2 separate regions of the Mus musculus genome follow, and region 1 is linked to region 2. Evidence: chromatin loops called from intact Hi-C (ENCODE). Cell type or tissue: left cerebral cortex. All regions are shown on one strand. Each heading gives the region's core, and the rest is flanking DNA. Links, peaks and the distances in the headings are about the cores only.

Region 1 (2,910 bases), core at 86-2,585, 80 kb after region 2:
TTATGATTGACAAGCACAAGCCTGTAATGTCAGTACTTGTGGTTGGAGGATGAGACAGGAGGATTGCTCCAAGTTCAAGGCCAGAGAATGGGTCTCGTACTAAGTCTCTGTCAAAGAAAAAAAAATGACTCCAGGTTTCTTGCCTGGGTGACTAGAAGAGAAGTCTGTTAACAGGCTCAGAGGCTATAAGAAAGCTGATTTGGGGAAAGAAGAGAAGTTCATTTCCCAGCATGTATGTTTTCAGATGCCTATGACACATGTAAGAACAGATGGCCAGGAAACAGTTCATATCTCCCTGTGGATGCTAGCCAAGAAACTTCCCTAACACATCCCACCCCTTCCTACACAGCACCCTGTCTCTCTCCATCACTCCAAGAGAACTTTGTCTTAATACAGTAGAGAAGGCATGCAGAGCAAGCCTCCACCGTTAAAAAGCCTAATGTCGGAGAACAGTTGTGAGCAGCTGTGGATCTGAGGCCTCTGGAGACAACTGGGGCTTTGTAAGTATCACTGTCTCTGGTATAAAAGGCAAATTGGGTCTGGAGGATGCTGTGCATAAGGTGAGCAGTACTTGTTGGGAGGGATAAGCAAGCTGGAGCAGAATCTTTAAGCTGGGAAGCAATAAAGACTCAGAACCTGATTCTCAGGTCCTAAGAATGTGACCTAACTACATCCTAGAAGGGAGAGGAGGAGGCAGGCCTGCAAAGGAGACTCTAAAATCCAGAATCTAGATCTCTTGTAAGAGCTACAATCCTGGATCAGGGGGTGGAGGGTGGATCTGGAGACTGCCTTGTTTCAGGGTTGAATCACAAACAACCTGAGTCCTGGACTACTGAATATTAGTATGTGGTATAAAAAGCCCAAGTTGAAACCAGGTGAGCTTGAATTAAAATTCTTGTTCTGCTTATCAACTATATAACCCTAGGCACCTAGTATATGTTATAAAAAGCCCAAGTGTTTGGAGCCAGTGAGTGTGAATTCTAATCTTTGTTCTGTTTATTACCTGTATAACCCTAGGCACCTATTTGTGACAATTTCCTCACCAGTGAAATGGGGATAGTAATATCAAACTATAGGTATCAGAATATGTATTGATCAGTGGGTTTAAGTCTTAAAATGCTGCGAGTCTGTAATACTTCCCTTCATGTTATTCTGTTCCCAGGGTTAACACTGGCCTCTACGGAGGAGGTGAAGGGTGTCTTGAGACATGTCTCAAGTCATGGAGAAGTGTCACATTAGAAAACAACCGGCCTGAGCCAGCTTCCTGCTCTACTGCTTCAAGCTGGCTTACCTTGAGGGGTTCCACTGACTTAAGTCTGCCAGGCTTCAACCGAGTAAAGTACAAGCAGGCTTGGGCTTGTCCCTGGACACCGCTGCAGTAGTAGCTGCTGCTTCCACTGCCGCCCAGTGGCTACTTTAGGAAAAGACCTCCCCCAGTGTTCCCAATGGAAGTCCCAGCTTCTGCCACCCTCCTGGAGGAAAGCAAGCACCACAGATCACACTCCTTGTCTCTGAACTGCTTCTTCACTTTGGTCTCTGTGGCTTGTCTCACATGGCTTCTACTATTCCACTAGACACTCCTGGCTCCTTTCCCTGGCTCCTTTTTGTCACCCTTCCACCAAATGTGGGCCTTTCCCAAATCAGGCTCCCCTCCCTGCCACAACCCTCCTTCCTCTCCTCTTTCCCTTCGCCACCATCTCTCTCTCACTTTCCCCTCTCCAGCTCTCCTCAGAAAACTACCCTCATGAATTTAACTGCCATTTTGATATTATCAATAATTATCTTTTATTTTGTTTTTGAGAAAAGATCTTGCTCAGGTTTGCTTTAAACCCACAATGCAGCACTTTGCCTCCTTAGTGCTATTATTGCAATATGTACTACCACACCTGGAAGATGTTACCAGTAATTGTAATAAAGAGATTCTAACATAGTTCTCTCTGTGTCACCGTCTCTGTCTCTCTCTGTCTCTCTGTCTTTCTCTGTCTCTGTCTCTGTCTCTCTCTCTGTCTCTCTCTCTCTGTCTCTCTCTCTCTGTCTCTCTCTCTCTCTCTCTCTCTCTCTCACACACACACACACACACACACATACACAAATACATATGCTCACTCCCCCCTGTCCTCCTCCAAATTTCTTTCTCAGAGCTGGAGAGAAAGCTCAGTACTTAAGAGTACTTGCTGCTCTTACAGAGGACCTGGGTTTGAGGCCCAGCACCCACATCTGGCAGCTCACAACCACTTAAAATTCAAGACAACCCTGTCTGCCCTTTGGCTTTGTGGGCACTACACTCAGGTACACATACATACACATACACACATATATAATTAAAAGTAAACATTTAAAAATACTTCTCTCATGCTTTCATAGCATCTGATTTTAATAGAAATTATGGCTCATCATAGATTTCTGATAATTATACTCATTTGCGTTTTTACCCATCTCCTTCTGAACCTCTCACTCCTAAGCTAGATCTAAAGCTCCTGTCCTCACTTCTTATAAAGTTATGACCTAGAAAAAAGCAGCTTTTCCAAATGAGGTTTGTGGTTGTCCAAAACTGCTTTTCAATTCAGAGTTAAGAAAGCATTCAGTAAATGTTGAGTGAATGTTTATCCAGGTTTGTTGTAGATTATGCCCACATGGGCATTTGGTATCAGTTTAGTACTTATCTTAATACATAAATGTTTCCATATCATTATTAGTGATAACCATTCCATTCTATTACTCCAATCCCCCCCCCAGTCTTCTCCTTCCTGGTCCCTCACATGTAGTATTCATAAATGTATTGGTGGTGATTTCTCTGAAATGTCTGTGGTTAACTTGGGGACCAGAGTAAAAAAAAAAATGGAGGAAAGACATATTTTCTAATCTCTTTAATTTAGAATGGAGAGAGGAAGAGAAAGAGGAAGAGAGAAA
Region 2 (2,910 bases), core at 177-2,676:
CAGAAGTTCAAGGTCATCCTTAGCTACATAATGAGTTCAAGGCCAGCCTCAACTACATGAAACCCTAAGTAAATAAAAAGCCTCTGTTATAAAAGTCCTACCTTCCTACCTAGTTCTATCAGTGGCCAAGTAGAATGGGGACACCAGAGAAAATGCTCTTAAGATGTATCCTTTTCCCTCACAGGAACTTTAGCCTAAGCCTTAAGGTGAAAAACAGCCACCTCCAACACAAGGGACGACCTTGTCTATGTGGCTCAGTGCTTGGCATAACGGGAATGTATGCCTTTGCTGTTGGCCTGTTTAGTAAACTCCAGCTGATTAGATAAGGAGATGTAGAGAAAAAGGAGGCACCCATGACACTAAAAGTGTCATGAAGCTTCCTGGGAGAGAGGGGTTGGTACCCTCTAAGGGCAGCCTATGATCTGCTTAGTTAGAGAACATCCTTTTGTTCTGTGACTCCAGTCCACTTTGGTTTCCTTTGAAGAGGAAGATGACTCAGCCCTCCTATTCTAGCTCCTGCAGTCTAGCTGAGGAGAAAGCTTTGCAGAGGCTCAATTCCCTCTTGTTTATGGGGTGGGAAGTAGAGGGCTGTCAGGTGCTGAGGAGGAGGCTGTTTCGTGGGTGGTGACAGCAAGAAGGCTACCAATAATATATTTGTATACCGCCTAATAAAGGATCCATCTCCCCCTCACACAGGCTCCCGAAACTGGTAGAGCATGGGTGAAATTTCCTGCTGAGTTAGAAGCAGTGTTCTCAGCTCTCCTCCAGTGGTTGCCAGGCTACCTCTAGCCACAGCTTTTTTTTTCTCTGCCCTAAGAACCCCACCCTGAACTTAATTTACAAACTGGCCAGCTTGGGCTAGCCCTTGGTCTGAGTCCTTTTAAGATTGTACTTTCTACAATCTCCAACTTCATTAAGCTTCTCTGCACATGGATACCCAAGAGGCAGACCACAAAACGTGGGTTCTGATCCTGGCTTGGACAAGTGGAGCCTGTGCGAGTTCCTGTAGGGAAAAGTCAATTGTCTTTCTTCAGTGGCTATAGAGACATTGTCTCCTAGAAGTATAATGTCAGGCAACTGAAGACTAAGACTTTCATGTTGGTATCAGATCCATGGCTGATCTGAAACTTCCCACTAAGAAGGGAAAGGAAATTGGCAAGTACGAGGCCTTAATGATGAGGCGCTTTCCCCACTATTCATTAACACCAAGGCCTTGCAGAAGCACAAATGCTGTCCTTGTGCTACAGAGTGGGTTGGACCAAGCAGAGTTGTTTCCCCAAGCCTACCTTGCACCTCTCAGTTCCTTAGCCTTTTAGTCACATATCCAAGGCTGCTGCTTGGTGGGAACATCCTTAAAACTGCAGACGAAAACTACCACTTAAACACCACTGGAGCAGTACTGGCTCCTTCTCAGTTGACTCAGCAAAGAAAAGGTTCTGCCAGTTTCCCGCCTCTACTCCCTCAGCTAAAGCCAGAGGGAGGTGGTGAGCAACCCATCTCCCTCCATTCTCCTCAGCACTATATGCCTGATGGCTCACTGCTCAGAAACCAAAAAAGCACCACCTCTCTACTCCCACAAGAGCCAGGCTTTCCAGGGTCTCGGAGGCAGCTGCTTTGGGTGAATTCCAGGACCCAGAGCTTCTCTATGCTCTTGACAATACCGCTTCTCTGTTCTGCTCATCGTGCGCATGTAGAAGTATGCCTGCATTTCTGTAATTATGCATATGCTGCTTTTTCGGGGGTGGGGGGAGGGTTGTTTGTTTTCCTTTATTCTCACATCCTGTCAAGCAAGATATATCTTCATTCTCCAGTGGAGGAAACTGTGTCCGAAAGGTGAATCCGTGACTTAATCTCTGTCACACTGCTAAGCAAAGCATTGAAATGCATAAGGTAAGTGCAAGCATTTGCCCACTGTGGCTCTCACAGAGAGGGCAGTTAGAGCTCTAAATGGTGGCCCAGTGCACTGTGCACACCTCTAATCCCAACACGGAGGAGGGTTTCAGGTTCAAAGCCAGCCTGGACTATGTAATGAGATCTAACTGGAAAAGGAAAATTCAGTGTGGTGGTACACAAGAATGATGCCAACACTCGGAAGTGGAGGCAGGGGGATCAGGGAATTCAAGGCTAGCCTTAGCTACATAGTCGGTTGAAGACAGCCTAGGCTACATAACACTGTCAAAAGAAAGAAAAACAAAAAGGTACTGAGAGAGGAAGATAAAGTGGGAAAGTAAAGGGAAAGGAAGAGAGGGAGCAAGGAGGGGCCACTTTTATCTTTTCCTATTAGTATTAGTATCAGTACTGGGTAGCCTTGGGTTTCCAGATGGGTACTGTCATTGCCAATGTCGCAAGCAGGTTTTCTTTCCAGGGCATTCCATTCTGGTGTGCTTTCTATTTTTGTACCTCTTGAGAAAGACAGAGGAGGAAGTAAAAGAAATGATTTACAACCTCAGATAGTGTTCTGGGTTAGTTTCGGTTCTTGGGATTCTGTCACCTGAAGCAAACTGTTCAGTTTTGTCACTTAAAGCAACTTAAAAAGGAGGAACTTTTGAAACTAAAATCAGTTCTCTGTCCTCTGAATTCCAAAAGAGCCTCCTCTACTTCCTTTTGGTCTTGGGTTGACCCATAGGCACAATTGGCACTTGCTACCCATCCCAGTGGGTCATCCTACAGCAATAGTATTGTTACCGAGTTCTCCTTGCAAAACAGCGCTCACTAACACCTGCACACTGCTTCCCCGCATTCCTTTCTACCCACTGAGCCAAGCTGCAGTCAAGCAACCCTGAGGTTTTGAGATACAAGGAATTGTTCAGTTTGTGCTATGATCCTTTTTTTTTAAGGCTAGGGTTCACTGTTGCCCAAGCTGCTCTCAAATCCCCAAGCTAAAGTGATTCTCCTTGCCTCAGCCTCCAG

Evidence for each region. Peaks named below come from ENCODE experiments on the same cell type or tissue, not always from the same donor. Only the 100,000 strongest peaks of a DNase experiment are listed, where the experiment ranks them.
Region 1: it touches region 2 in a loop (8-fold over the local background); 3 of 42 quality-filtered maps call a loop at or near these places.

Annotation. Positions count from the first base shown.
Region 1 is chrX:100,596,291-100,599,200 of GRCm38, forward strand. No RefSeq gene overlaps it. Among named protein-coding and RNA genes, the nearest start is that of P2ry4, 2.9 kb to the left of the region's middle. In left cerebral cortex, for the core only: a CTCF peak has its summit at 1,413; DNase peaks (open chromatin) are centred at 339, 722 and 1,410.
Region 2 is chrX:100,516,324-100,519,233 of GRCm38, forward strand. No RefSeq gene overlaps it. Among named protein-coding and RNA genes, the nearest start is that of Dgat2l6, 7.1 kb to the right of the region's middle. In left cerebral cortex, for the core only: a CTCF peak has its summit at 1,469; DNase peaks (open chromatin) are centred at 596 and 1,521; H3K27ac peaks cover 1,075 bases.